Linked DNA regions of Mus musculus: all the other regions are linked to region 3. The links are chromatin loops, found by intact Hi-C in ENCODE. Cell type or tissue: gastrocnemius. All regions are shown on one strand. Each heading gives the region's core, and the rest is flanking DNA. Links, peaks and the distances in the headings are about the cores only.

Region 1 (4,378 bases), core at 157-4,156, 100 kb before region 3:
TACAGTTTTAAGCGACATAGTCATATTGCTATGATCAGAGCTGGGCATATTTCTTACACAACTGTACAACTTAAATTCTTCATACTGAGGGGCCACACCTGATTCCTAGTACCTTGGTGCAGTTAAAACTGATGGCATCCTACAAGAGTAGCTAACTGTTTCTGCTGCATCTTCTAGATGCACGTTCTGCCTGGCGATAGGTTGGAGATAGTCATTCTTAAACACCCAAGAGCACACGTATGCCCCCAAAGTACTTCTTCTGGTGTTGTTCTCGAACATTCTAGTACCCCTTCTGTCTGAATACTTATGTGCACTTCTCGGCTGGACCCTCTCCTGGACTGTGGGAAGTCATAGCACATGGAACATCATGACTAACCTTGCCCTAGATCTACCACATTTCCCGGTGTCCACACGCCCCTATTAAAAAAGGGTAAAAGGTACCCATAAAAGCACCATGTAAATGAACTAAAAACTACTCAAAAAATGCTTAGCAAACTCACTTAGAAAAGGAAGCTCTTTTTTCTCTGACAATTTCCACTGAGATTAAATGGTTGATTGTAAGTAGGTTGGGGTGTTCTTGGCTCCTCTCCTCTTACCTACCCCCAGGTGCCAGCACACGCTTCCGACCTGGTGCCATCCTTTGACTTCTGATAAGAGTCCTCTGAACCTAAAATTAGCACTTTAAAAATGAATGAACTGAGGAAGGACTCTGAAAAGGCAAACATCTGGACTCAGACCTGAAATATCTTGCACACCTGTTGTAAGGCTCAGATCTCGCAAAAAAGTCTTAAAAAATTTTTTGGGGGGTCAGGTTGAAACGGACCCAATAGCAATTTCGTACATCTGAACACCATGCACGTGCGTCCTCTGCTCACAGGTCTCCCTCATTTGTCCAGGTAGCCATTAATACATCCCCTACCCCCAGTTTGCCCACACCATACAGATGTACATATTCCTGCTCTCTATGCTTTCCATGTGAAGAAGCGGGACTTTCTTTTGAGTCCCTTGGAGGAAGCGCTGAAGCATCCTGACTGACCTTTGTCCTCACCCTCTCCTTTGCTATCATTTCTTTACTCTTCTCCCTGCTAACCTTCCCCTCCCTCCTACCCCAAACCCTGGATAAGAGCAAGCAAGGCAAAAGAGAAAACAGATGGATTAAGAAACTAACATGAGACAGATGCTTAGCGTGGCTGATGTCATCACTCACCCCTCCCCAGTTTCCTGCGCTGCTTCCCTTTGCCCCAGCCAGGCCACACCCAGCTTACAGCTTTGTTCCTGCGCCCACCCCCACCTCCTTCCATTTATCAGTGTCTCGGAGAAGCACTCATCACCCAGAGCTTTTCCTATGCAATGCTCTCTCTCTGCCCTAGGCCAACTCTTGCTTCACTGTTTCTGCTGCTCGCTGCTAACTGCCTCCTGAGTGTTCTCTGTCTGGCCCGTGGGTCCAGCTGCCTTGTAGACATCAGCTCCTCTGAACACCTGGGCACACTCGTTTGGAACTCTGCTCACTGTGTGCTTTGGTCACATGCTCTTTTTGTGTATATAGGTAGTGCACAGAATGAGACATAATTGGAAGCGAAGAGAGATATTAGTTAGTTTAACAAACAGATAAGACAGCAAGGGAAATACAGGCAGAGGCCCTAGATGGTCAAATCAAACAAGTCCCCTCCGTACAGAGCAACCCAAGGATACTCTGAGCGTATGTCTCATCCTTATGGGATGAAAGTCACGTACACAGCACCTACCCTCCTGAAGTATAGAATCCTGTAACTATTTCTTCACCCTAAGCAAAACCGCTGCAGCCTTTGTCTCCCCTGTCTCCCCTGTCTCCAGCCCTGGCCATTACAAGTCTGTAAGATATGTCTCCTGCATATCTAACATGCCAACCTATTTTTTGGAATCCATATAAATGAGATCATAAAATAAGAAGGTTAAGGATATTTTGTTCTTTTGACATTTCAAAGAAGTGGTCATCTGTATAGGTAATTTGTCAGCAGAGGCGGGGGGTGGTGGGGGAGAGGCCTCTAATGCTATCCTTGATATTATGGTAATGATCAGTCAAAACGGCCATGATAGTAAGTTTCCGCACAATGTAATCATTGCTGCAGCTAGGTGGGGCTTGATTAAGAGGGGCGGCCCTATTTTTTTGCCTAGAGTAGTGGATTCTTGAGGGCCTAAGTGGAATGATGAAGAGCCCTTAGAAATCACATAAACCCCTAGAGGGCACTCACTTCCTGAGGAGGCTCCATCCCAGGCAGTGCAGAACCTCCCAGACACAGCTTCCTGTGTGTAAGCTTGGCCTCTGGTCTCTTGGAGCACAGTATTGGATGCTCTGCTCGCTCCCATTCTAGCACCAATGGCCAACCCGCCATTCACTGAATGCCCCAGCCAGCCCTAGCCTGTAGTTCATATGCCCAGCCATCCCTGCCTCTCCTTTCATCCCCACTGAGGACACACAGCCCTTAGGACCACATACCCAAAAGGATTTCTCCAGAATTAATTTTCCCTCCTCTGACGTTTAACAATAAATAGACAGGGTACCTGAGTCTTGGAGAGTACCTGCTTATTTTAAGAAATCACAATCATATTGATTCTCTTGTCAGTTTCCCCAGTGAATGAGGGGATGTCTTACGGAAGAAGAAAATGAGCAACAAATATATCCAGCAAAAAGCTGGAACCTACCCTTTCCCATTCATGGCTGTTAACTTAGAGCTTTGGAGACATGCGTTGGTTTTTGTTGTTGTTCTTGCTGTTTGTTTTAATATTCCTATTTTTATTTGTGTGTGTGTGTATGTGCGCACGCGCACACATGCTCATGCGGTTATGTGCATGTGTGCACGTGTGCACACATGTAAACTAGAGAACAACTTTTGGGAGTTAGTTCTCCCTGTCCTTCATGTGGTTCTGGGGACTTGAACGCAGGTCACTAGATCAGTGGCAGGCACCTTTACCTGCTGGGCCAGCCTCCTGGTCCTGCGTTGTTTTTCCACATTGGGAATGGGGAACTCAGAGGGGCAGGGTTTTTCAGATCACAATGTGAAAGAAAGACAGTGGGATTTGCCTACAGCACAGGCTCTGGGGTCCTGTGGCTAAGGACCAGCCAGGGAGGGACCGCTCCCATACATTTCCCCAGGCTCCATCACCCAGCCAGCACCCTTGTGCGTCTGTGTGCAGGGCTGGGTCGGGTGGATTAGTTTTGCTTCTCACTTGAGGACTACCAAGCGGCACTAGTTCTTAACCTTGTCACGGCAGGGACAGGCAGGGACAGCCGTTAGCGTGTGCTCGCCATCCCTTACAAAGGCTCCTTCTGCTCTGAATGGCATTTCTCAGGAATGAGGAAGAAGAGAGTGACTTACTGTACCCTTGGCACCCACCAGAACAATGTAAAACTATCAGCCACTGACTCCAGTTCCCAGGAGGTTGGTTTGCTCACCCAGGAAATAAGGTACAGGCTCAGAAGAAACATTCTTCTAACTTTGAAACTCTACTGCCACTATTATGACCCCCCTACCCCCACCCAATGCGGCCGCCTGATCAAGACTCTTTTCTATCGCGCCTCACTGGCAGATACCCAGTTCCTAAAGCCCAGCACACCTGCACCTGCTTACTTCTCTCCCTTCTTGCTGTCCTTCAATCCCGACTTTCAGAGCTGGGTCAGTGTGTCCCCGACCTCAACTTCCCCACAATTCTTGCTTTGCCTGGAGTGTAACAGCTGCAAACTTATATATTCTTTCTATACTCCGGGAGAAGAAATGGCGTGCTAAATGCTGGGGGTCTGGAATCATGGAGCAGCTGAGACCTGTTTTGAAAAACTACCCTGAAAAAAAAAATCAATGCTTGTCTGTCTGCTTACCAAGAATGAAGGGAGAAACTTTAAAGGACACTAAACAAGGGGAATATTACCATTGCAACTGTGGGGAGGGAGTCTTCCGCCACCCCACAGCCCTCTCTGCAAAGCGCAGGAGTGCCTCAGAGATGTGCCTTGTGGTGGGCACTAGCACACAAATAGCAAATATTATTCTAACATCCCTCCACTATAACATCTCTCCAGAGCGGGACACTGGAAGCTATATGCCATCTCAGGCCCATCTTCCCAACACAGACACTTATCTCTGCCCACGTCCTATAAGAAACACAAGTCCCAAGTTGTGAAGCATTCTAGAAAAAGAGTTCATCAAATTTTTTGGCTTCCCTCCACATCTGAAGACAGTGCCTGAGCCTTCGAAGCGGGAGAGGTGTCCCTATCTCCAACCAAAGTGGGACAAGGAGAGAAGAAGCATTTTTATACTTCATGCAGCAGTAAGGCTGCAGAGGCTGTTAATGGAAGGGCTTGTCAGGAGCAGAAATGATGCTGCATAAAACAGAATCCTGTTCTAAA
Region 2 (4,378 bases), core at 211-4,210, 240 kb before region 3:
CACCCACATGGGAGTCTGGCTCCAACACTGCAAAAGGCTCCACTCCAGAGCTGAGGTAGGCCAAGCCAGATCTGAAGGTCTAAATATCTAGCCAGGGCCTGCAGAAACGGACGTGCATCCCTGCGCCAGAGAGACTTGTCTGAAAGCTAGTGCTGGGCTTTTTAGTGGTTTCTATGGATCAGAAGTCATCTGGAGAAAAGCGTAGACACTTTCTACAGTGGATCAATGGAAAAGATATTGTCTTAGGAGTTTTATTGATGTGGTAGGACACATCAGTAACTTGGGGAGTAACTGTAAGTAACTTGGGGAGGAAAGGGTTTCTTTCTGTCACCGTAGGACTCTCAGGTCACACTCTGTCATCCCTGGAGCTCATGACAGGAAGTCTAAGGCCAGAGCTGGGTTGTGGTGAAACTCTGCTTACTGCATTGCTAGCTCATGGTTCGCTCTGCCTTTTCATAGTACCTTGGTCCAACAGCCCACAGCATGCCTTTTTTTTTTAAAAAATAAGATTTGTTTATTTATGTATATGAGTGCTCTATTTGCATGTATTCCTGCATAACAGAAGAGGGCAACAGATCCCATTACAGATGGTTGCCAGCTACCATGTGGTTGCTGGGAATTGAACTCAGGACCTCTGGAAGAGAAGCCAGTGCTCTTAACTGCTGAGCCATCTCTCCAGCCCCAGCCTGCCTTCTTATAGCACCCAGATCAGGAGTAGCTCCACCCCTATGGAGGTGGGACCCACTCCCATCAATCATCAATCTAGAAAATGCCCTAAAGGCTTACCCCACAGACCAATCTACTGGGAACATGTCCTCCACTGAGGTTCCCTATTCTAAAATGACTCTAGCTTGTATCAAGTTGACATCCAACTAGCTAGCACAGCCACTCCATGCTCACTAACAAACCTCACATCTTCTGTTGGGTCTTAAGGAGTAGAGTAGTGTTCCATTTTTAACTCTGTATGTCTAAATCCTGTTACAAGCAGGTTAAAGTTTTGACAGCTTTGTGGAGATTTAGGCAATCGTGGTACTGGAACCCCATTGTTCCTCTCAAGCTGCCTCGAGTCCTCAACTCCCGCCTTTTCCTAGAATAGACAGGATTTGATGTTGGAGGGAGACAGTGCTGTGTAGTTCAGTATGGAGGGCAGAGAGTGGAACATGGAAATTGCTTTAGAAGGAAGTTTTGCTGATTCTTGGAGCCCCTCCTGGATGGCAGTGCCTGAGGCTACTCCTTCACTTGCTTTAGTGGGGAGTCAAATCCCATGAGGAGGAAGGAGACAAAGTAGAAAGGGGGTCGCAGATAGAGAGTGGGTTAGAAAGCTGACCACGGCAGGTGGCAAGAGAAGCTGATAGCTCACTCGTACAGGATGCCTGCAGAGAGACACTACAGAGTGATCGCATCTCCCTTCCTGAGTTCCAAGGTTATCGTCTGGCCTCCTGTCCAGTTGACCAACACTTGCTCCATAGGCTTTGACTCCTCCACACTTCCAGGTTGCATCATCTGGTCCCTGCATCAGCTGTGGGAGAGGCTAGATCTAAGACAGCAGCTGAAGCATCTGTGGCATAAGCCAGGATCTTCAGGACAAGTCAGTGAGTGGGTGTGGGGTGAGTGGCCCTTCCCACATCCCTGCCTGAAACTTGCAGCGCTGGAAGTTTGGCCAGTGGGTTCTGTAGCATCGTTTAGCTAGAAACCCACAGCTTCTTGTGCACCTAGAGCAAGTGATATGTTCAAGTCGATGCTGGTGTGGCCATGCCCTGCAGGTGTGCGAATGAAGTCAGCATTCCATCCCTCTGCAGCTACAAGACAGTACAAGCCCTCAGCTAGAAGGTAAATCATGTTGGATCTGGGATGGCTCATTATTTACCTGTTTCTAACTATACTGAAATAACTAATACCATTGAGCAACTACCATGCAGAGTTCTTATATAATTTATATATGAATTTATTTAATAGATTCTGTTTTGCATTCTCTTCCCATGTAGCTATCCAGGGAGAGTGGTTTCCCATCTCATTCAACGTACTTCAAGAGTGGTTTTCCCTGCCAGCAACATAATCTATAATCTGTGTGCATAATCACTTATTTCACTTTCCTACGTGAAGGAACGCATTGGTTATTTGTAATTGCCTTCATAAGTCAATGTCTGTCTGTCAGGTTTGGCTCATCTATGTTGTTAAAACAAACAACCCCCAGATCTCAATGGTTTAAAATAACAGACTTATTTTTCACTTGCATAAGGGGTTAGCAAGAGATCTCTGCTTATCATCTTCACACTGGAACTGAGTCTAGCAGAACAGCTGCCATCTCAAATGTCACTGGTCACTGTGCCAGAGGGAAAATATAGCTCCTAAGACAGTCACATTGGCAATGCAATACATCCTGGAAGGAATGCACACCTCTCCTGAGCTTGTTGGTCAGATCTGGTTGCAAAGCCTCACCCAACCACAAGGGGGCCAGGGAGGAACTGGAGGACCAGGCAGGGCAGGTGTTAATCACGGGGGCATCCTTAAAAACATCTTTGAACATGAATAGTTCCTTTTGCTGTACCTTCCCCAAATGTTTTATAAGGCATGTATACAATGAACAGACATACATGTAGGTAAATCACACATACAGTAATTAAGTAATTTTAGAAACTTTTATAGGAAAAAATTGAAATAGACAGTAAGTAACCCACTTTTTAATGTCATTGATGCACACACTGGAGTTTTATATTTGGGCTCTCAGACCCCTACTTTCACCATGGAGTCAGTTGTGCTAAGGTTTCAGGACCTATTAAGGTCTAGGGCTCAGTTACAAATGGCCCACAGTAGTAATGGAATAAAAAATTAGCATTATTCTCGTTTTGGACTGTTGTTGGCTACCTGGGAACCCTGTTTGTTATAGCTTCATGTTTTAAAATATTGTGTATTCCCGCCTGTCAGGATCTGTCATTTGTCTATAAATGTTGTATTGTTCAGGTTTTCTTTGTCCATAAATGTGGCAAATACTTGAAAAAAATTAAATGATGAAAGATTTATTAGGTTCATGGTTTAGGACAGTGAATCTCAGTCTTGTTTGTTTGTTTGTTTGTTTGTTTGCTTATACATCTGCAGTTTCCCTTCCCACCTCTCCTCCCAGTCCCCTCTACCCCGTCATCCACACCCACTTCATTACTCTTCAGAAAAGAACAGACCTATCACGGATCTCAACCAGCCATGGCATATCAAGTTGCAGTAAGACTAGACACCTCCTCTCATATTAAGGCTGGACAAGGAAGCCCAGTAGGAGGAGAAGGCTCCCGAGGCAGGCAGCAGAGGCAGAGACAACCTCCTCTTCCACTGTTAGGAGTCCCACAAGGAGACCGAGATATACCACTGTAATGGAGAGATATATGCAGAGATATACATGCATACATGTAACATACAATCAGTCCCAGAGAGCCCTAGGTCAGGCACCCTGGTTAGTGGTTCAGTCTCTGTGAGCCCCTATGGGCCCAGGTTAGTTGATTCTATAGGTTTTCTTGTAGTGTCTTTGAACCCTCTGGTGCCTATAATCCAGGATTCCCAGAGCTCTACCTAATGCTTGGCTGTGGGTCTCTACATTCGTTTCCATCCGTTGCTGGATAAAGCCACTCTGATAACAAGTGAGCTAGGCGCCCATCTATGAGTGTAGCAGAATATTAGGAATCATTTCATTGACTTTCTCTTGCCATTTGTTTTGGTTCTATCCTGGGCCTCCAGGCAGTGTCAGGGGTGGGACCCTTCTCATGGCATGGAACTCAAGCTGGACCAGTCATTCGTTGGTCACCCACCACAATTTCTGCACCACCTTTACCCCAGCACATCTTGCAAGCAGGAAAAATGGTAGATCAGAGGTTTGGGGGTTGGGTTGGTTTCTTAATCCCTCTTTTGGAAGTCTTAGCTGATTACAGGAGATGTAACTGGTCAGGATATGTATCCCTCATTGTTAGGAGTCTTAACTAGGATCACCCTTATAGGTTCCTGGGAGTTTCCATTGCCCTAGGTTTCTAGCTCATCCCAGAGATGTTGTTTTCCCCAGTACTCTCTCCATCCTGTCCATCTCCATCCCATCTCATGGTCTAGTCTATTCCATTTCCCCTCCTCAGTGAGATTCGTGTGTCCCCTCTGAGCCCTCCTTGTTACTTAGCTTCTCTGGGTCTGTGGGCTGTAGAATGGTTATCCTGTACTTTACGACTAACATACACTTGAAAGTGAGTACATACTATACCACAGGAGCTAATCATCCTTGAAGAAGGCCACCAAAAGACTGGGAAAGGATTTTAAAATCTGATAGGGGACTAATATCCAATATATACAAAGATCTCAAGAAGCTGGACTCCGAAAATTCAAGTAACCCCATTAAAAATGGGGTACA
Region 3 (4,378 bases), core at 280-4,279:
GCTGCCCCGGCCCTTCCTCCCTCCACGCCTCCTCCTCCTCCCCCTCTCCTTCCTCCGCAGCCCGGCACCGAGTCGGCCCTGCTGCCGATCATCCGGGCTCGGGGCCCGGCCCCGCGAGCGCGCTGCGGCCGGGGATCTGAGACAGTCGTAGCGACGCGAGCCCCCGCCGGCACCGGGCCACGAGGGCTAGCTTTGGAGCACCGGGGGCGGGACGGCTGCACCTCCGGGTGGTAGTTTTGAGTTCAGAGAGTGGCGGGGATCCTAGCCGGAGCTGTTGCTGCAGCCTAGGCTGGGCACTGGCCGGATCGAACCCCAGGAAAGGGAAGCGAACGCGTGGAATTTCCGCAAACTGGACGAGAATCCATCTTCCACTCGAGCTGGGAATAGACTTTGTAAAAGATATTATGTAATGGAGTCTTGGAAACCTGGAGACATCTCCAGGGAAACTGCTGGTGGGGTTGAATGCTTTAAATGGTCTAGGTAAATATTCTGAGCTGGGACAATGTTGGGGAGGGCTGCAGCTTGAATTTTAATGATCCACCTTCTGTATGTCTGTGTGGAGGTGCTGTATCATGGGAGGGGTGACTGGAAAGTAACAGAGCTTAATCCTCTCTGGAGTAAGGCTCAACACTAGATTACAAGTCTTGACATGACGCTAGGCTGGAAGAGCCTAGGCATCCTTACATGCCACCTGACTGTGCCGTTTTGTTTTGTTTTTTCAGGCTCGCGAGCTAAAGAGGCGTGTTTCCCTTTTCTTCCTCCCATTTTTCTTTCCTAAAAGATTTATCACGAATGTATTAATAAAGAAGATGGGTGGTAATATATTCTTTGTGGCGAGACATGAAACAACTGGAGAGGAGCTGTGCACATGTGGAGGATTTCTCCTCAATGATTTCAGAGATTCTCCCAGTGATAGCTCTGATCCCTCATCAGGAGAGAACCAGTGGCCCCGTCGATGTTTTCTCCGTGCCCCCTTACAGGAGTATAAATAAAACAGCCCAAGGAGGGAGGGGGGAGTGATTTGAATCATTATGTAAAACCCGCCTGGTGTTGGAGCAGGTGTGAAGTGGGCTTGGCTGCCTGTGCATGGTCTTGCTGCAGATAGGTGGCAGCTAGTTAGATCAGGAGCATCATGACTAATGAGCCAAAAGTTAATGGCACCAGTACAAGGAGAAAGGACACAAAGATGCCTTTGGAATTTTGTTTGTGGGACAGATTCATATTTCTGCAGAATATTATGGTTTATCTGTGGTAGTCATCATCATCAACAACAACAACAAAAAAGCCAAAGCCACCAGTGTAATATTCCCCTCTCCATCCCATTAGAAAACTATATACATTTATACTGAAGAGAGGAAATGTCTCGTTAATTATACTGATTGTTGGGGAAGGAGGGCTTAGGGAACCGTCAATATTGGAAAGGGGAGAACACCCCATTTTCTTGGGGCTTATAAGCTGCTGTTGAGGTGACGATTCTCCAGGCATTTGTGACACATTTTACATGGCCCTCTCTAAAAGGTCCTCGTACCCTGAAGCCCTATAAAAGTAAAGGGTGAAGTCATTTACAACTTGCTAGGTTTTCTTTTAGCAAAACCAAATATTGAAACACATAATAAATGTTCGTGTCTTGTTGCCCAACGAGGCACTAGTACTTCATAGTGGGATTTGCCAACAAACTGTCATCACTGGACCTTGTTAAAACATCCCTTCCAACCCCTGCAGAGGTTATCTGAACTTCTGTTCGAATGCAAGAATAAAGACTTTATTAAAAACATAAGCAGATAATGTTGTTAGACTCGGGAAAAGTCAAGGTCAGGAGAGAGAGAAGAGGCAGAAGTGCAAAGACAACACAGCTTGAGAGAGTGACCTCACCCTGTCTAAAGCACCATTCTTTGTGCTTTTTCCTTTTAGGGCAATACATTAAGAATTGGGAAATACCACAGATCTGGGAATAGACAAGCAACAAGATGGAGGCCTCTACCCATCCTTCTTGAGACTTTATAGTTAGAAAAACTTAGATAAATAAGTACAAGGTAAGAAAAATTAACAGGCTTAGAAAATACTAGCTCAAGAGAATGTAGACTCTATGTTTGCCATAGAGTTAAGTCATAGAAGAAAATAGGAATCTTGAGTACAGTAATTAGTGGCAAGGCTCTACCCGATTCTCCGAGACCCGTACGTGACCCGTACGTGAGCTAGGAGCTCAGTTAAAACATTTCTTTTCAGGAATCCAGCAAGATGTGAGGTGCCCACGAGCTGAGGCAATGCTAATCCATAAGGGATCCTGCTGTCTTTAAGGAAGGGGGTAGTTCAGCTTAGCATGATAGCTATTGGGTGCTGAGTGATAGAATAGGCTGGGAAAGGTTACATGGGCCCTAAAAGACACTTGAAAATGTAAGAATCAGAGCTTACATGAATGTGGTCTAATGTCTCTTTCTCTGAGCATATTCCCTTATTCTACAATAGTTCAAGTGCCTTTGGTTGTAGTGTTGATCTCCTTATAACACAACTATTAAGCAGCTCCAACCTCACTCAGTCAGCCCATTGGAGGGAGGCATGCTTAGGACAGGCATGAGTGGAAAAGGAGAGTTACATGCGAAAGGACACTTGGATATTTTCTCTGACCCATCGGGAGTCTTAGTAAACATCTCTAAACAAAGCAGATGACAGGCGTGTGGCTCAGTAACCTGAAGAAGTGGAGGGAGGACAGCAAAAGGAGGGAGACTTTCTGAAGGCCATCTGGAGGGAAGAGACAGTCCGCCCTCTATTGGCCACTGGGCAGGTTGGATCAGAGCGGGGATTCACTGTGAAAAGCAAAGTGCCAACTGGGGCCCAGCAACAGCAAGTGGGACAGGGAGTGCAGTAGACAGAAAGAATATGGGAGACTCGGAGCCTGATGCAGTGTCTCCCAAGCTTTCCTACTGGAGTCACATTCTCTGGGATGGTCACGCTGTTTATGTGTCCCTGAAGTGAAAAACAAAACAAAACAAAACAAAACAAAACAAGACAAGACAAAACAAAAACGAAGACATTATCTTTTGAGTAAGATGTATTATTAGAGTAGAGCGATACAAGGGACAAAAAAATCTTTTGTCTTATAAAAAAAAATGTTGCATCCATATCACAGGAAGCCATGACGACAACAACAGGAACGAATCCTTTTATCTGAGTCCTCCCGTCTCCCTAAGCCCTAGCAAGCTTTACTGTATAAGGATGCTCACCAAGTCTAGGATCAGATAATTTCAGAGGTAGAGATAAAGTCCTAGATTGAAGGCTCACTCACCTACTTTTCCACTCTAGATCTGATGTCTGGGCCATGCTGTCACCGTCCAGTACATCACGTTTAAGGGAGTCCTTGTCTTATCTGCTTTGCCAGTGAATAACAGCTGCTTCCGAGGCACTAACTGGGTAGCAAGACCTGTGCACCGAACACGACCTCTTTTGAAGGTTCTGCCAGAGCCTTGCTCTTTCTTTGTACCAGTTTAAACAGTTGCGTGTGCACTACAAAGCCGTTCTCTCCTCTGTAGAGTGGAGACAAGAACACCAACTTCCCAGAGAATACTATCAGGAAGTGCACATTCTCCTATGTTGCTTTTATTGGGAGAAGCTCACTGAATGCATTTCCAACTATTCAGCCTGAGATGGTGACTCATCCAGCCATGGCTCCAGGGACTGGAAATGTGGCCACAGGGGTGGAAAGGGAATAAAGCAGACAGACAGACACACACGAAAGCTGGGACCAGGCAGACTGCGCTCTCTGATGGAGTAGCTGCAGCTCCTTGGAAGCTTGGGCCGTAAATATGAGGGCTGCTTTGACATCCCTCTGAGCTTCATCTGGGTCTGAGGCCTTGGTCTTTGACATGGCTATGATCCATGTCAACAACACAACAGTCACTCAGGTCTTAACTCTCTCCCAACACGTGGGCATCCTACCTGTCTAATTTTTGTCACATGTAACCATAGGACACTTGTCTGCCTTTTGTTTGCTCCTTTGGCTTTTCTTGGGATGGCCTCTTAGATCTGCTTTGGCAGTCAGCATTAGTGTTGGGTTTCAGGTTTTTGTGACAGTTTCTCATCTTGAATGTATTTAAATGTCAGTAACTAATGATCATGGGAAAAGGAAGAGCTAACACTTTTTATTTTATGTGCATGGGTGCTTTTGCCTCCACGTGTGTCTGTCCATCTTTTGCGTGCTTGAATCCTCTAGAAGAGCAGCCATTGTCCTTAACCACAGAGCCACATCTCCAGCTCCATAGCTAACATTTCTAAAGCCAGTATGTTCAGCACTTCGTAGAGGTTGATTTCATTCGACCACACAATCCTCTAGCAGTCTAAAGCTGGGCCTCACATTCCTCTGGGGGAATGGCTTAAATTGTCT
Region 4 (4,378 bases), core at 116-4,115, 170 kb before region 3:
TCCGGTACCAGCACAGCAGTGGTACCCACTGCTTCTTCTGGTTGATGAGTAGGAAAGCTATTATGATGGACAGGCATATTATTATGGGGACCACAACGGAGACAATGGAGTCCAGTGATGAGTCTTCGCCTGGATGCAGCCTGTTATTATCTCTGTAATCTACCTGGAGGTGACCCATATCTAGGAGAGAAGAAACAAGCACTTGGTACTCCAACCAGAATTTCAGAGGATTATTTTAATTACACGGCAAATGGAGATCAGCAGCTTGCTTTTACTACTTCCTGGTATTCTGGGCTAAAAACATGATTAGGGTCTAATGTTGAGCCAAAGAGAGCTCTTAGAGAGTAAAGGACTTAGAGGGTAAATAGGATTAAGGGAAAACTTGCAACAAAAATTAAAAAACGAGGGTAAGAATGTTACTGATTGGCCAAGAAGATATTTCCTGCAGCTAATTAGGAAATTATAAAACTTTGGATAGATTTTAAAGTGATTAAAATTAGACAACTTTAACATGTTTGTTACTAACATTAAAATATCTCAATACAATGAATATATATTATGTATTATAATGGGAATATATATATATATATATATAATTAGCGTGCACGTGTATGTTAAGATTTTTGGAGGGCAGCAGCTTTGTTCTCTACTTACAGAGACCAGAACAAAGTATGTAGGAGAAGCTAGGTTTAATTAGATCAGACATGAGACAATTGAGTTGATAGGCTAGTTTGATAAGTTTTAAGCAAAAATGCTTATGTTTAATAAATTTATTGAAAAATACTTTTATCTTGCCTTAATGAGCCATAGCAGAAGCACAAGGGGAACAATAGTTCTTAAGAAAGAGTATCTTTCTATTCTTTTAAATTTTTTTTTAGGCTGGTGAGATGGCTCAGCTGGTGGAGTGTGGACAAGCCTGATGACCTAAGCTGGGTCCCCAGAATCCACATAAATGTGGCAGGAGAAAACCGAGTCTCAAAGTTCTCCTTTGACCTCTGCATGCACACACCATACCACAAACCCAAAATAGTAATGTTACAAAAATACTCTAAAGATGAACTTGCAAAGCTGGAGGCGTAACAACTCAGCACTAGTGATTGCCTGCTGCGCCCAAAGACCTCGGTTTGACCTCTGGTACTGCAAAAACCAAAGCACAAGTGATACCGAAAAGAGATATGGGAAAGGTACTACTCTCTGTCGCTTTAATGTTATTTTCTTTCAAATCAACCATTCCAGGCAGGTATCGGGGCCAGCGAGTGAACGACAGAGGCCATACTGATTGTCCTGGAAACTCAGCTTACAAATCACAGCTCTGTGGTGTTAGGGCCGTGGATCCTAAGCTGTGTGAACACAGAGAGGAGGGAAAGGCTGGGAAGGAACACCTCTCAAGTCAGCCGGTCCAGTCGGTAACATTCAATAGAAAGAGAAAAATGAAGGAAAACACCTACAACAAAAATACTTCATCGATGGATTAGGTTTTAAATACAAAACAACTAAAAGAAATACTGTTTTCCCATACTCCAAGTGATACCAGGACTGGGTCTCTGTGGCATCTTTGAAGGTTGGGCAGTCAATTAAGGAAAATCCTAGTGAGGAACTGACAGCTCTTCTTTACAAACTTACATCTTTCTATTCTGTTAGGATGCTAAATAACATCATGAAAAGTTAACTTCGAGCTTTCCTGGACTCCAAGAAAACACCAGAGATAAAAATCATCAACATGACCTACACCGTTCAGATCAAAACGAAATGAATTACCAAGAAGAAGTGTTTATTTTCTGCTCGTGGACTTTAACAGCTGCTATGTGATGCACAGGTCCCCAGCAGACTACAGCTGGGGAGGCTGTTCTGGTGCCTGGAGCTCAAAGTCTCCAACAAGGGCACATACACTGACCACGCCTACTGTGTGTCCAGTCAGAGCTGGAATCCTGGGTATAGGAGTTTGGGTCTGTGGTCATCTGGCTTGATCCAAAGATAATGTTTATAATGTCTAAAGTAACAAGATCATTAATCTCTCACACAATACACATCACTCCTTCCAAAAGAAATATAAAAACTGCACAATGATGTTGAAAGCATGTTTGGAGTCAAGAGGAGGCAGTATTGAGCCAGGGCTTAGCATGAATTTAGCCTCTAGTCTCCTTTAAGGGAAGTGGTGACAGAAGTTAACCAGGCTTTGCTCATAGCTAACAAGAAACAAACTCACCTGTTTATAGTGTATACAACTGAAAGGAAGAAAGGAATGAAATAACTCTGTAGAAATCGGCTCTGTAATAAACTTCAAACTCTCATGAGGTGACAACCCAGAAGAGGGATGCTGCCTGCCCAAGGGGCGGTGAGATGCTTCGTTCCTCTGCCACGTTCCTACATGTGCATGTCACATCGGGCTCTTCTGACTAGGAATATATCCATCCCCCTCATCACTAAGCATCTGAGTCTACAGGACCAGCAAGGCACATTTACCCAGTGCTCTACACAGGACACTGAGGTGTTTAATAGATTTCAACCATGGTCTTCCCCAGACGGGTTAATGCACTTTCACGAGGCATTCGAAAATATAGCATTTTTTTTTTTTTAAAATCGGGAATAAACAAAGCAGATCACAAGACAGGACAGCTCTCAAGTGACGTCAGTGTTTACCTCTAGGGAGATGGATGATGTCATTTTCACTTGGGGTGGGCCACATGGGGACCTCCAGGTCAATCTCGCCACGATGATTTTTCTTCTCAATGGGTACATTGGTTGGCTCTGGCACATACATTTCTAAAAGAAGAAAGCGTTTCAGCTGAGAGACGATGGGAAAGAGAGCTGCTTATTGTTGGTGTTAATGTACTCTATCCAATCAGGGCCTTCAATTCAATGCCATTGGACTGGGAGGTGAACGACTCGCTCTCCCCATTTCCATGGCTCACTCCCGTAACCAGTAGCTGGCTTTAATGGTGAGAAAGCATTTACCACAGTGTCGGAAGGAACAGACTTCCCTAGGAACAGACTTCCCTACTCGACCAGCTGTTTCTTGTGTCAGATGTGGCCTTCATAGTTCTGTGTGCATCACAGTGACACTGGCATCTGTCTCCATATTTGGTTCTTCAAGTACACCCCCGCCCCCATCAATCTCCCTAAGACATGACCTGGTTATTCATGTGATACATCTGCTCAAAATTAGCCCTCCTTACCCCTTCAAAGGTCAAATATAAACTCATTAGACATCCAAGGCCCTAGACATCTTGGCCACCATTTATGTTTTGCACCTGCTTCTAGAACTCATTTGCCCTAGGGTCACTGGCTTGACCTCTCCTATTTTGGGGTCTTTGGATAGAAGACTTCTTCATTCCAACTAAGAGAGACCATTCAACCTTTAAATCCTTCCTCAAACCCTTCTGTGAAGCATTCCAGGGCCATGGCTGCTTCACTGGGAAACTGGCCTTAGGCGCTTTGCCCGCATGGCCTGGACGAAGAGTTGTAAGGCTGCTGTCACCCACCCCTTGTCTGGAATACTGCGACCGTTCTGGCTGTGATGGTTAAAATAAAATTGGTTTTGCCCCCAATTTCTGGTAGGTGATCAGTTGAGGAGAGACTGGGAGAGCGAACAGAGGAGGAACACTGGGAACAAGGGAAGAAGACAAGAGTCGGTGACCCTGAAGCCAGGTGCAGAACGCTTCAGGGAGGAAGGTCCAAGCAGCAGCAAGGGTCCTTATCCCCCAAGCATGACGAGAGCTGGAAAGGACTTGACCGTTTACGGTAGCTAGTTCTCAGAAGTGCTCAGATAGCGCTATGTGCATAAGACCCAACGAAAGACCAGCAAAATTCAGGTAAGCACTGTCTAGCTGCCCCATTTTAAAGTATCACAGTCCAGCGGTATTTTTAAATTGACACGGATCCCAGATCATTGTCCTATACACAACCAAGATCCATGGACACGATGCTGCAAGGGGGACAGGAGCCTCAAGGTGAGCATGAAAAGGCTCCTGGTTCACTGTGGGCCTCGCTTGGAGTGAGAGCCTATGTGTGGTCCAGGCTGCCTGGGGAGTCTCTGGTGTGCACGGGATCCGATTGGGATCACTGCCCAGAGGCTGTCCCGGTGAAGGCTAAGGCCCTGCAGTTCTGGGATTAAGGCAGGGGATAAAGGAGCTGTTTTGGCAGGAGGCACAGGGATAGGAAAGTAGAGGATGGCGGGGGCGGGAGGGGGGCACAGGGGGAGAGGGGTCTGGGCAGCTGTGGGGACTGTGGGGGTTTGAAAGCGAGAGGTTGACTAAGGCAGCTGATGTGAGGGAGAAGGACTGGAGGAGACATGACAGAGGGTGTGCTCTGTGGTTACCTAACGCGTGGGAGGAGAAAGGTTCAGCTGAGGGGTTGGGAAAAGACTACAGATCACAGT
Region 5 (4,378 bases), core at 202-4,201, 260 kb before region 3:
ATCTACTGGTTGTTTTTTTAAGTGTGTGATTATGGGGGGGGGAGTGTGTGTGATTATTGGGGGGAGTGTGTGTGATTATTGGGGGGAGTGTGTGATTATTGGGGGGAGTGTGTGTGATTATTGGGGGGAGTGTGTGTGATTATTGGGGGGGAGGCAGAGATGAATGCAGAGCCATGGGCATCCTTTGAGGCATCTATTGTCTTTACTCTGGATATGTGTTGCGGAGGTAGAATGGAGAGCCAGTTCCTATAGTAATTTTAATTTTAATTTTTGAGGACCCTCTGTAGTGGCTGTGTCAATCATATTCCCACCGGGTGGACAGAGGTTCCTGTTTCGCCGCAATCTCACCAACACTTGTCCTTCGTGCCTTTCAGACAATAGCTGTCCTAATAGACGTGAGGCGTGTCTCACTGGAGAAACTGTAACACTTCCCACAGGAACAAACCTGGATATTTTTATACCCTTGAGCTGACCTGTGAGTACCAGATTGACTGTGGTCTGGGTGATGACTAAGTTCTCGCTTTTATCTTGGGTTAAAGCATGGGTATCTTGTGTGGATCACAGAGACTCAAACTTTTATGCAGTATCATTGTGTCCCACTCTCAGTAGACGTTGCTGTGGCACAGGCCACACAAAGACAATGACTTCAACTAATTGTTACACAGTTTGCTCTTACAAAAGCTGTGCCAGCCTACACTCAGTTCAAGATTAGCTGGATAACCGGCCAACCTGCATCTTCCATTTCCCAGCCACTGAGCAGTTGGCAAGACAAAGGGAGACCCAGGATCAAGCTGGAAGCCCATCCTACGGATGCTGTCAAGGTACAATCCACTTCTCACTTCAAAAGAAATAAGAGCTCCTTTATCCTGGAGCCAAATATGAGTGGCTGTGGATTAGGAGCACGGATCCTTGTAACCCCAAATGATATATTCCAATATGGAAACAATTTCATGACATTTTTATAGATGCAGAACAGTCATAAATCAAGACTTTTTTTTTTCAAATACGAGTATAGAAACTTGCCCTTCATCTTTGATGCTGGGGAAAGAGCCGCTGGCCTGCATTCCAGAAGGTTTTACCTGATAACCAGGGGATGTTAAGTCAGACCCAGAAGTGGGTAATTTATGGCTATAAAGGGGCGTGAAAACAGCTGCAAATAGTTTGGCTCTGGACCTGCAACATTCCAACTCTCCTAAATCGCAAAGTTCTTATCAAGCCGACTTACAGACTCTTTACCAGGGGTATTTCCCAGTTCAAGAAAGCCGAGTTCACAAACACTTCAGCTTTTTTGCTTCCTGTCCACTTCGGTAAACACAGCAAGGCCTTGCTGCGGAGGAGATTGGGAGTATAGTCCTTAGAATTCCAGAAAGTCTGCAATTGCAACATTGTGACTAGATTTCACCACAGTTGGTAGTTTCTTCCACCAGGAGTCACTTAGTGCCCCCGAGGTTGGTTTTCCTCTTTCCCATGGTGTGCTTTATATTAATTGAAATTTTGTTTTATTTTCATTTTTTTTTTCCTTTTTGAAATTCAAGATTCACGTTCCTGGGGGAGGTTTGGGCTTTCTGTGCCATTATCATGTCCCCTGGGCATTGCAAAACCTACTCACTTCCTCCTGCATGAGAAAATCCATGCCTGGTAATAGGACTGATTCAGAAAGCGAGACCGTGCCTCTGCATTTATCTGTATCCTACAGTTCATTTTCCAAGATCCCATTCCCTCTCTCAAAGTCAAAGTCAGACCCATCAACCCGGTTGTGCAGAGTGGCATCAGCAACTTTTTCTGGCTCCCAGTGTCTTTTACTTTTTAGCTCTTTACAGTGCAAAAGTTACTATTAGCGTTTGTGCTGTAGAAAACAGGCAGCTGTCATGGATTCGGTACATATGTCATGGTTTGCTGTCTCCTGTGGTAGACAGTGAGCTATTATTGTGGGTCCGTATGTTTTTTTTTCTGAACGCTAAGGAGGGAGAAGTTGTACCAGATGGTGGATATCAGGGAACTCCAAGGAGCCTCTTGCTCCATCTGAGCGACACCAGCGGCTCTGTGACCCTGGTGCAGGAGTGCGCGCTGTTTTACACTGAGTATGGGAGACAAAAATTATACTAATTTACCAAATTAGTATTTCTGATAGGATCGAAGCTGAAGGGTGCTCCACAGACATGTCAGGGCATTTTAAAAGTGCCATAAACATCTGTTCACTTAAGCTTGCCTCTGTTGAAGAATACCTATGGCACTGTAACAGCTAAGAAAGTCCGTGACTTAGAAATGATTCCCGTTCCTAAATTGAAAGTACCTGTGGGTCTCACTACCTTTCGTTGCTCATTACATCATTCCTTCCGTGATTAATCCATAGGTACTGGTTACCCACCATGTACCAAAGAGGGTACTCGACGCCAGGGACATGTGTTAATGAATCACTGTCCGTCCTGTCCAGCAGGGGGAGCCCGAGGACTAGAGGCGGTAACAGCCAAACCTACGCCTAAGACAACATGGCAGGTGCTGCTGTGTTATGGAGAACTACAATAAAAGAAAGGATTTGTTGTTGCTGTTGTTGTTGATGACATTAAACCTAAAATTTAGATATTCTTTGAAGGCACTAGAACGGTGGTAAAATCTCCAAAATAAATGGTAAGTAGACCAGAGGAGGCAGCATCTTAGACATTTAATGTCACAGGTATCCAGAGATTAGGAACCCAGGCCCAGCTGGCTGGAGGAGAGGCAGGCTAGTGAGCCCAGGAGATATGAGGTCTTAATTCATTATAAGGGCTTTGGATTATATTTTGAATGTGCCGAAGCTTCTGGAAGGTTTGGAGCAAAGGAGAGTTAGTCTCTGACTTTGATTTTAGGGACCCATTTCTAATCGCCTGGAAGAGAGCGCAGTAAGGCAGAGACAGCACCAGGAACAAGCCGGAGGCCGTAATTGTTCAAGGGACAGTTGTCAGTGGTGGGACAGAGAGAAGGCAACTGTTTGCACCTGGCTCCACAGGCTACCAGTAAGTCTGCCTTTAATTGTATCCATTTTCTGATCCTGGAGGGATCCAGTGTCATCTAATTGTCTATTTGAGGGTAGGTGCTGTTAGGCAAAGCCTCTTACAATGGAAAACACAGGCTAATTAAACTAGGATTTATTGTATAGCCTACTTTTATATCTCGAAATCTTGACAGAGCCTTGTTATTATCACTAATAAAGAGCCCTGGCTATAAATTAGGGTGACTTCATGAGGCAGCACTTCCTTTAATATTGAAGAGTTGATAGGCTCTATTTAGAGCTGAGTTATGTAGCACACTAATCTTTCAGCGGCGGCGAGCTTTCCAATGCTCCGCTGACGTCACCGGATTGCCTGCTTGCAACAGGAATGAACACAAACACACTCGACTGAATACCCAACACAGCGAGGCCACAGCTGCACCTCCCAAATCTAAGCTTGAGACGGAGCCCCAGTCAGTTGCGGGGAACGAGAGCCGAGCGGTGGATCTCAGCTCTTAAAATGAATACATTCAGAGTAAGTCAGGAGCCGCCAAACCTCTACGCCCACAATTGCCAACTTCTTCCCTAGGGGAGGGTTTAGTGGCAGAATAAAAGAGCTTATTACACCTTCTCTGTAACCTATCTCTTGGCCACCTTTTGAGCTTCATGTCAACACTAAGCTTGGATTTTTCCCCCTCCCCAACATTTATTAAATTCACTTGTTAGTTGATTTTTTTAAAAAAAATATTAGCTTCTTTTAAGTATAAAGGGATTTTTAAAATCAGAACAAATGGGTCCCCTTGTCAAGACTAATCTTGTATCTTCTCATAGTTACAACCTACAAAGAAAAGCAGGCAGACTTAAATTACTTTATAGTGTAATTAATTTTCACGCACACATCCACAGACTCATGCAACTACTATCCAGATAGAGAAATAACATATTTATAGAATTCCAGATAGTTCTACTCCCTACTAACCAATACTGGGAATCATACTGACCCCTCTGTCCATGGTTTTCCCATTTTTAAACTCCATACAAATAGACTCACATCACACATAATTACTCTGTCTCGACACCATACTTGATAGTGTGTGTGTGTGTGTGTGTGTGTGTGTGTGTGTGTGTGTGTGTGTGTGTAAATTCGTGAATGTGGTGACAGCCGCAAAGGTTCACATTTCTCAGCTACTTAGCATTGTGTTGTGTGACCATGCTACAGCTTATTTATCCACCGATGGACCTCAGAGTCTCTAGCTTTGGGCTGTGGGTAAAGTTGCCATGAACTTTCTCATGCATGCGCTTGGTGCACAAAAGCACTTGTTATGATGAATTGCTGCAGCAGAAGGTCTGTGTGTGCTGACTGTGTGTGTTTCTGTGTATTTCTGTGTGTGTGTGTGTGTTAAGCTTTCT
Region 6 (4,378 bases), core at 268-4,267, 170 kb before region 3:
GGCAAGGGTCACTAACTGAAATGTGATGTAGAAAAGGGTACAGGGGCCTGCTGGGCACACTCCCTGAACCGGGGCCTTCCCAATCCCCATTCCCAATCACCATTGGTGTGTTTTATAAACCATGCTGGAGAATAGCAAGGGATGAGAATGGCCGCAATGTCATGAGCCACGACGACGACAGCCTTGAGAACTGTCCTCGTCATCCCTTCAAGGGATGTTGCATGGTTTCTCACCAACAAGGCCATTTCTACCTCCAACTCAATTTTACTTCATCTAACCCACTCCCCTCTCAACACCAGCAGATTAGAGAATGAACTACATTTACATATATTTATTTTACTTAGAAGTTTAGATCATCTCTTGCCGCCCTCATATGCCAACCTTTCCCTTGCAAGTTTCCTTCTCCTCTTATCTGATTCATGGCAATCCCATTTAACAGCTCGTCTGTCTAGAGTCTGGGGCTTAAGACTGGGGCTCTGAGCAGGTCTAACGATCAACAATTCAGCAGTAAGGCAGAGACAGGCTGGTCCAAAGAGAAGCCCTGCAACCAGGCCAGTGACTAGCTGGATGACAGACACCTTCATATCTGGGACAAATTTGTGCGCGGAGTCTAAAGACTGCACCGCAAAAGTCGATAGGAAAATGGAGCGCTCAGGGCTTGGTGTGTTTCCTGGGAGGGCCCCGAAGCTGCTACGTTCACTGGACAGACACAAAGCACAGGGAACAGGACACTGAAGCAGAGGAATAGAACCTGTGTCATGGATTAGAAGGCGTAACCCTCACCCTCAAGATTTTCTCCTCTACTGTTTTATTACTGCTGCCTAGAGCTCACCAGGGCAAGTTTTGGTAGAATGAGAAACACACTTTTCTGGCATCTTCTAAAATGTTGTTTAGCTCTATCAGTCCGTGTTCCACACTATGTGTCTTGCCGAATCATCCATTAAGCTAACAACTCATTTGAGGGCTTTCAAACCAAACGGGACACAAGTGCTTGCTAATATGGAATCCTTAAAGGGTGGGGGGGGGAGGGTACTTAAATTAAGATATCTAAAACATATGTGGGAAGTAGGCTGGGAAGAGTTATTTGGTGTCCTTAACTCAGGAAGTATTCTGACGTCGTCATCATGAAGGCTAGTTTAGGTCACTGAATCTGGAGTCTACTCTGCAGCGACCTTGTAAGGAAGGAAGGAAGCAATCCTGAAGAGAACAGCGCTGCTGCCTGTGCAGTATATAAATCATGAACTAGCTCCAATGATGGAGCAACAGCATGAACCAAACTGTGTGAGAAAGGGGAAGGAGAAGGCTCAACTCCTTGCCCCAACTTGGCTGTCACCCTTCCTGCATCTTATGCCGGTGGCACCTCTGCCAGTACTCTTCTGAAGGAAGGGTGTGAGGCACTGAGACAGAAGGCTGGAGACTGTGCAAAGCGGTTCAACTCGAGACCAAGCACTAAGCTCTACTGTCTTAGGGTCTCAGCACGGAAACTCATTACACCTTAAGATATTTCATAAATCAATGCCCCTCATGCTCACAGAGTAAGATTAGCTTCCAAAGCGAGGTTGCGATGTTAGGGATGGTAATTATGCGTTCAGCATCATGAGGGCATCCACATATTTAAGAAACACTGACCAAGTAGCCGCGAAAAGTGTGGTGGGGGTGGGGGTCCCACACCGATGCCCAGCTCAGTAACCACTGTGTGAAGTAAACACAGGCGGACAGTATGGAGGGCAGAAGACAGGTCTGCTGGGTAAGAGAGAATTCTCCCAGGACTGCACACTCGGCCTGTCCTGTAAGCAGTAAAGAGGACGTTTAGCAGCTAAGGGAATGTACCTCAGAAGGAAAGGGAGGCGTATCAGGGTGTCTGGTGCGTGTGCCCGCATCCATTGGAGATAACCTCTGGAACGGATAACTAAGGATTCTGAATGTCAGCGGAGACCTTTAGATCCTTCCTATGCAGATGGCGACGGGCCCTCTTAGTTTACTTCAGAAGGAAACTGAAATCCGCCTACATGGAAGCCCTCACGAGCCAAGGCAGCAGGGGTATAGTGTCCAAGGGGGTTTAGGCAGAAAGGAAGGGTGAGGCTTGCGGGGGGGGGGTGTTCTATGAAATAGCAATTGGGATACAGATGGGAAGGTGGAGCATAAGGAATCACCCTCCTGCTTTAAGTAGTGAACAGTTAGTGGACTTCCGAGGGGCTCAGGTCAGGCTTTAGCAAGGAGTCTCTGATACTCCCGTGGATCTTCCTCACCCCCGGGATGGATCTGTAAACTCTCAGAAACAGAACCCTCGACACTCTCCCTCTCCCATACACTTAGGCTGCCGCGCACACACAGGAGCATATGGGAGGACGACACTCATACTCAAGAGTGGTGCTCCGAGGGGCACTCCCCCACTCAGAAGGACAAAATCAACAGACTAAGGAAAGTGCAGGCAGCGACAACGATCCACTGTTGAACGACAGCGTCACCCAGTGCTCATTCAGCAGCTGGACGAGACCACAGTGGAGTCCAGAAGGACAGTTACAAAATGATACCAGAGAAAGAACGAGCACTCTGAATACTTAGAAGGCGATGGGCTCGGGCAGGGGACTTTGGGCCACAGAATAGGTGAAGAAACTAAAGTCTCGTGCGCTTTGTCACCCAAATAGTGGAACCCATTATGCTAGCAACCCACGGAGAGACCCGGGCTCGCAGTCCCTCAGAGACAGAGTCAGAGTTTCTGACCCGCTAAGGAATGTGCAGCCCCTGGGGAACTGCCCACACATGTGAGCTGACTGCTACCAGACCAGTTGTTTATCATGGTTCCCCTGAAACTCTACTCATCCCTGAAGACCCTAAAAGCAAGTCACGTTCAGCTTCAGTTCATCTGCAAATGACTTCATTCAGATTTGAGATCAGATTTGAAAAACTGTGTGTGAAGATGTTTAGGGCATAGCAGATGCCAGCCGGCAGGCAGACACTTCTTGTGTTGGCTCCGATGTGCACTGGCTTCCTTCAGAAACTCTGAGGCCACCCCATACACTCAGTGCCCAGCAAAAGCTAAGCTGGTGCTGGACTTGAGGTGGGTCAGAATTAGTGTATGGCAGGGTGTGCAGAGAGCCTGACTCAAGACTCTTAGTTGAGCCCCATGTCAAAGACACCATTCCTGGTCTTGCTTGAGAAGTCTACCTGAACCAAAGTACCAAAACCTTTCATTGCAACGAAATATGTTTCTCTAAATAGGGTATTAAGAACCAAGCCATACTGTGCTAATAGTGAATTTTCATGTGAAGCAAGCAGATGTGACTCTTGCTTTCAAGACAGTCCCAATTTACCAGGGCAGGTGCCATCTGGCCCAGGAAATAGTAAGATAGATTTTGGTTAATGAGTCTTCCTAGAAATATTTTTGCTTTTTACTCGGTTTCTCTTGAGAAGTTAGTGACTTCGGTAGAGGCTGACACAGTATAGAGCAGATGTTGGTTGCTAGATGGACCACAGGTTTAAGAAACCTTCAGAATGGAAAAACAGGGGCGAGTCTATGCAACTTGAAGGTGTTTGTAATGAATTACGAGTCACTGAAGTTTTCTTGTACTTAGCCTAAGTGAGATTACGAAAAAGCCACTCAAAGCACCTAGCCTGGTGAGGAATGCAGACCTAGGGACCGAGTTTCAATGTAACTACTGGGTGTACACGCTATCTGTTTCTTCCCAAATGCCACCGCATTGCTCTGCTTATGCACACAATGACATCATGTGCTTCGGCTATTCAATACCTTGCTTGGATTATTTGTAACTTCCACTTACTGGATGACTGCTATGTGCCAGGCACCAAGATGAGTATTTCACATGAGTCAGTCAGTTCCATTTGATCTCCACAGCTCAGTGGACACAGTGATTGTTTCAATCCTACAGAAAATCGAGGCCCGTGGAAGTCAAGTCACTCATCTAAGCTGAGGACAGGAAGTCGGGGTGGGACAGGAACCAGCGCGGGCATGGTTCTCCAACCCACACATGCCTTCTTGCCTACCAACAGAATGACGACAGGAGAACGTTCCAAGGAAAACATCAGGGACAGCACCGATACAAAAAAAAACATTTCCTTTTAAAACCAATACACTAGGGATTAAACATCCCATGAGCACGATCCGGAAGACACTGCCTTAGCATCAGACAGCTCTGGGCTTTTCCACTGGCAATGGCATCAGGGGCCAATGCTTTAAATATTCAGGCGAGACAGTCACTATTTCAATGGTTATACCTTGATTTGATAAGCTATGGCATTTTACTTCCTCATCAGGGGCCCCTTGTCTGACCTTATCAGATTCAATCTGAAATGGCCTCTTTCAGGTAATTGTTTTGTTTTTTGGACACTGTCAATATGGTGAACATGGTGGGCTATC
Region 7 (4,378 bases), core at 108-4,107, 410 kb before region 3:
ACACACCCATATCTGAACTAAGATTGCTTTATTATTCCGAATTACAGAAAACAAGCTTGGGGTTGGAATGTTGCTATGGCCCCAGAAGCCCTACCCTTAGTGAAATAACCACACAGACTAGGACCCGTCATCTCAGTGCTCAGCCAACTGGTGGAGCCCCCCCTTCTGTGTCCTGGGGCTTCCCAGCCACTGTGGACTTCATCCATATACTTCAGAAAGGCCAAGGTTGTTTGGGGGGAAAGAGACTGTGCAACCTAAAGCCCTGCGGCCACTAGCATCTTCCCCAGGTCTCCCAAACAAATGTCCTCACAGTCAAGGCTAAAGGGAATTTAGCTTTCTTTGTCTAGAGATAAAGAAACTGGCGATAGCCTAACCAGTTTACTCACGACTTGGCAGTACCTTTAATCCCCACCAACGAATACTGTCTATAGCAATCATGGGAGTGCAATGGCATTCACTTCAAGCATGTAGTACAAACCTCTTCTTCCCTTTGGGAAGGCTCCTATGTCCTCGACGGCAGCTGGGTTGCATCCTTTTTTTTTTTTTTTTTTTTTTTTTTTTACATTTGCATTAGAGAAGAGAATGAAATCAGTCCTTCAGGACACATTGTGGCTTGCAGCTAGGGGCGCAGGGATAGCCGGGCTCAGCACGAGCTGCACTTACCCGTACTGAACAACACCCACGAGGGGACCGGCAGGGCCGATGTCAAGAGCCTGGACGACGTCCGCTAGGAACTGCTTCTGGATCCGGAAGCGGCGCTTGCCGATGCTGGTGCTCCCATCAATTAAGAAGGACAAGTCAATTTTGCAGTCTGAGGGACAGAAAAGCATTCTGTGATTTGGCCTGACTCTGAGTGCTCCTACCTAACCATCTTGTCTCCCACTCAGGGGAATATAAAAAAAAAATGAATTAAATGATATATTTTAGCTGTTTTCACATATATGGGCAATAATTATATGTAATATAAATTCACCGGTATGAATTAAACTATATATATATGAATATATATATTATATAAGTTAAATTATATATAGCTTATATATAACTTAATTTATAAGTTACACACACTAACAGACTAGCAATAACTAGTAACAAAGAAGAATAATTATGACAATATACTATAATAACTAATAAAACCTTGAGGGTTATTTATTTCTAGAATTTTCCATTTACTATTTTTAGATCGCAATTGATGACGGGTAATCAAAACCGCAGAAAACAAAAACCAGGGGTAAGGTGGATCTGCCGTGCAGGAGGGACAGTAAGAGCTGAGGGAGGGATGGTGGGGCTGAAGGCTAGCTTCAACCTTTCAATGAATGCTACACGGCTAGCAAATCCGTGTTGGATATCGTCCTCTGTAGTGGTACCCCGAACGACTAAGTATGGGAAAACTGACTGTTCACTGCGGGGCTGAGGCACTTATTGGAGTCCATATAGCCTTAACATTAATTTAAAAAATGAAGAATGGATTGTTGCATTAATGCTTTTGGCAGACAAGAGTATTTCAGAAAGGGAGTATTTCAAGGGAGACAGGAGAGTAAGGAATTTTGAGCGACAGCATCCAAGAACACCCAGTGGCCAGCACCCCCTTGTGGGCATGGGCGGAACTGCACACATGTCCCTAAACTGCAGGGCTTCTTTGGGGCTGGTGTTGCCTGTCCTCCATTAACAAAAAGCCCTATAGGCAAGGAAGGGGGCTGTTGAAAGTACTAAATGTTTCTGAGTTGACAAAGTTTGAAGCGAAATTGGTTAGAAGTAATTATTGAGGAGTGGTGACGCAGATTCGTGGATGGAGAAAAAGTTGAACTTGAGAACGGGCTGAAACGGCTTACTGAAAACAGAGGAGGTTTGGAGGAGACCACAGGGATGCTTGTCTGCCTCAACGCCATCTTCAGAAAATCTCAGAGCTTTTTATCCCAAGTCTACAAGTGCCTTCTAGCCTTCCCTGTCCAGCTGGCTTTCTCCCATAGTGCCTACATCCAAGCATAACCCCTGAGATGAAGATTTCAGGAAATTAGCGAAATCCAAGTGTGGTTTAAAGAGTCCACTAAAGTCAGAGATGAAGCGGAAGACAGGGAGAACTGCTCTAAGGCCTCTCTCTAATGGTCAACACTTGTTTTTCTAGGCCTTGCTTTGCAACGTGAATTATAGCCAGCAGGTGGCAGTAGTGTTCTTCAGGGTTTTCGGTCCACCAACCTCAACGGGGTGTGGGAAATACGGACTCCCGGGATCCACTCAAATATAGAAAATCAGATTTGCCTTTAAATATGACCCCTAAGTTTGAGAAGCACTCCTGGACAAAGGTTTTCCTTCTAAACGCCAGCAGATTAGTTCAATATTGCCTTTTAAGATAGAGGAAAATCGATTCTAGGAGGGGATAACGGGGTTTCCCCTTTTCATTTATTTTCAGCGATAACAGTACATGGATTCAGTAGCATCCGTTTGGGTTCCTCAAGGACACTTTGCTCATTTTTTACATCTTGAACTATGTTCAGGAACAACATGTTCAGTTTTGAAGCAAGCAATTTATCCGCTTAGCTCTCTTGGCTCCCTGGCCTGATTGCTGACAGAAGTCTCCTTTGTTACCCTTCCCAGGATCTTTTTTTTTTTTTTTTTTCTTTTCATCGTTGGAACCAAACACAAGGCCTTGTTGCACTTCCTAGGCCAACACTCTATTACTGAGCAAAAGCCCCTGCCTCTAAACTCCCAGGACATCTTAATGACTTAGGCTTCTATCTCATGGCACATACAGGCTAAGACCCAGTGGGTTTCTTCTGTGGAAAGACAGAAAGACTGATGTGAGATTGACGTCAGTATTAATGGGTGGAATCGGGCCAGTAGGAGTTCAGTATTGGTGTCTTATTTACGGCCACAAGAAAGGTTCCGGATGAAGACGAAAGGTCAGATGTGTGGTGTCTCAAGGAATCGACACGCTGCTAATAATTCTGTGCTACCGCTCTCTGCAATGTAGTTCTATAGATAAACTCATGCTTTGGGCTATAGAACGCACCAGGTCCATGTTTTGTAACTTTGGATGATAGCTATCAGAGGCACGCCCAGGTCACAGGTGTTAGAAAGTTCCCACAAAATAACCCGCGAGCCACTCTCAAGGACCACTGGTAACTATGGCTGCAGGATCAGTCAGTGGGTCTGGGATGGAGGCTCTTGTTTCTACCTTTGTTTCAGCTGCCTAGTGGCAGCTTTAGGTCGATTTGTAGGTGCTCTCTTTGGTATGTTGGAAGAGACTACACTTCTCCGCCTTCCCTCTCTCCCCAGTCCCTCCTCTGATACTCGCAGGCGTTTTCTCCCCTGCCTAGCGAGGCTCATCATATGTGCGCCTTCTGTTTGGTTTCAACCTTATCTACATTCCATTTACCAGATACATAATAGAGTCTCTGCTTTGAACCACACAGTTCATCTTCCAACTCTAAATGTTTTTAAGGCATTTTAATACCCATTTAACATTCTTTCTTCTCTTTAATTTGACGAAGAAAGACAGAATATGTATAGTCACTGTCATCTTCCTCCCCGACTCTGAATTTCAGACTGAAGCGTCCCATCTCGTCCAAGTTTTAGATCTTGCTATTGGGCTGAATATCTCACGGCAAATGACAGGCATAGACAGCCTTCCTGTCCCCAACCCTGGTCCGACCTGTGTTCCTCACCACAGTGACATTTATCTAGTCACACAAGTCATTTTTTTTTTTACAGTATGAATTAGATCTATGCGTTTACCGAGTGTGTGTGTGGGAGGGCATGACGATGTCACGGCGCAGCGTGTAGATCAGAGGAAGCCCCGGAGCACCGTGGGTGGAACCCAGGCCGTTAGGCTTTGCAACAAAAGCCTTTGCCAGCCAAGTGGCCTCCAGATGTCATCTTTAACTGTCCTGTCTCCTGCCCCACTCCAAACTTATAGATTCTTCCTCTTCTATCTTTCTTGACTCTACCAGTTTCTCTAATTTCTGGTTAACTCCAAGGCCTGGCTTTTCTGACTCCCATGGTACTCCACCCCTGACGATCAGCCCGTCAATCCTTTTCATCCACCCTTCCTGCCCCCACATCTCTTCCCAGTCTTCGCCCTGTTGCCATGGTGACTTACAAAACCAAAAAAAAAAAACCCAAAAAACCCTTGATCCTCTACCCCTCATACATATACTTTAAATCCTTCAAAAGCTCTCCATTCTCCTTAGAACAAAGTGTCAGAAGGTAGAAGCTCAATAGCTGTGCGGTAGGAGAGAGGTGGGTCTGAGTGAAAGTCAGTACGCAGAGGAGAGGAGAGAGATGTTCAAACCACCCCGGGGTCCCCAGCTCTTCAGTTAACTCACTTGGATCTCCCTGCGGCACTGGCTCCGAAGACTGTGTGCTGAGTTCTTCTTTT

The links. Peaks named below come from ENCODE experiments on the same cell type or tissue, not always from the same donor. Only the 100,000 strongest peaks of a DNase experiment are listed, where the experiment ranks them.
Region 1: it touches region 3 in a loop (4-fold over the local background); 14 of 42 quality-filtered maps call a loop at or near these places.
Region 2: a loop joins it to region 3, with 4 times the contacts of the local background. A loop is called at or near these places in 23 of 42 quality-filtered maps.
Region 4: it touches region 3 in a loop (3.0-fold over the local background); 10 of 42 quality-filtered maps call a loop at or near these places.
Region 5: a loop joins it to region 3, with 6 times the contacts of the local background. A loop is called at or near these places in 18 of 42 quality-filtered maps.
Region 6: it touches region 3 in a loop (4-fold over the local background); 12 of 42 quality-filtered maps call a loop at or near these places.
Region 7: it touches region 3 in a loop (3-fold over the local background); 12 of 42 quality-filtered maps call a loop at or near these places.

The regions. Positions count from the first base shown.
Region 1 is chr17:78,296,218-78,300,595 of GRCm38, reverse strand. All of the region lies in intron 4 of Crim1 (cysteine rich transmembrane BMP regulator 1 (chordin like)), which reads right to left. Among named protein-coding and RNA genes, the nearest start is that of Gm41620, 17 kb to the right of the region's middle. In gastrocnemius, for the core only: a CTCF peak has its summit at 2,213 (motif pointing right); no DNase peak of the experiment used is centred there; H3K27ac peaks cover 337 bases.
Region 2 is chr17:78,432,991-78,437,368 of GRCm38, reverse strand. No RefSeq gene overlaps it. Among named protein-coding and RNA genes, the nearest start is that of Fez2, 17 kb to the right of the region's middle. In gastrocnemius, for the core only: a CTCF peak has its summit at 2,435; a DNase peak (open chromatin) is centred at 2,440; H3K27ac peaks cover 2,137 bases.
Region 3 is chr17:78,195,696-78,200,073 of GRCm38, reverse strand. It overlaps Gm32282 (predicted gene, 32282), which reads left to right and starts at 49. Exons shown (of 2, transcript NR_168063.1): 1 at 49-480; 2 at 723-824. In gastrocnemius, for the core only: a CTCF peak has its summit at 2,762 (motif pointing left); DNase peaks (open chromatin) are centred at 1,030 and 2,776; H3K4me3 peaks cover 796 bases; H3K27ac peaks cover 1,446 bases.
Region 4 is chr17:78,368,380-78,372,757 of GRCm38, reverse strand. Crim1 (cysteine rich transmembrane BMP regulator 1 (chordin like)) reads right to left here. Exons shown (of 17, transcript NM_015800.3): 15 at 2,641-2,763; 16 at 1-180. It also overlaps a transcript of Fez2 not described here. Among named protein-coding and RNA genes, the nearest start is that of Gm32336, 30 kb to the left of the region's middle. In gastrocnemius, for the core only: a CTCF peak has its summit at 2,100; a DNase peak (open chromatin) is centred at 4,065; H3K27ac peaks cover 668 bases.
Region 5 is chr17:78,453,367-78,457,744 of GRCm38, reverse strand. It overlaps Gm32464 (a long non-coding RNA gene), which reads left to right. Exons shown (of 5, transcript XR_876967.1): 3 at 375-475; 4 at 666-821; 5 at 2,354-2,546. Among named protein-coding and RNA genes, the nearest start is that of Gm32464, 8.5 kb to the left of the region's middle. In gastrocnemius, for the core only: a CTCF peak has its summit at 2,434 (motif pointing right); a DNase peak (open chromatin) is centred at 2,437; H3K4me3 peaks cover 380 bases; H3K27ac peaks cover 821 bases.
Region 6 is chr17:78,363,144-78,367,521 of GRCm38, reverse strand. The region is part of intron 13 of Crim1 (cysteine rich transmembrane BMP regulator 1 (chordin like)); the gene reads right to left. Among named protein-coding and RNA genes, the nearest start is that of Gm52306, 30 kb to the right of the region's middle. In gastrocnemius, for the core only: a CTCF peak has its summit at 2,485; no DNase peak of the experiment used is centred there; H3K27ac peaks cover 90 bases.
Region 7 is chr17:78,601,854-78,606,231 of GRCm38, reverse strand. Vit (vitrin) reads right to left here. Exons shown (of 14, transcript NM_028813.2): 9 at 4,326-4,378; 10 at 664-811. Among named protein-coding and RNA genes, the nearest start is that of Gm32573, 16 kb to the right of the region's middle. In gastrocnemius, for the core only: CTCF peaks have their summits at 1,593 (motif pointing left) and 2,166 (motif pointing right); DNase peaks (open chromatin) are centred at 1,598 and 2,157; H3K4me3 peaks cover 261 bases.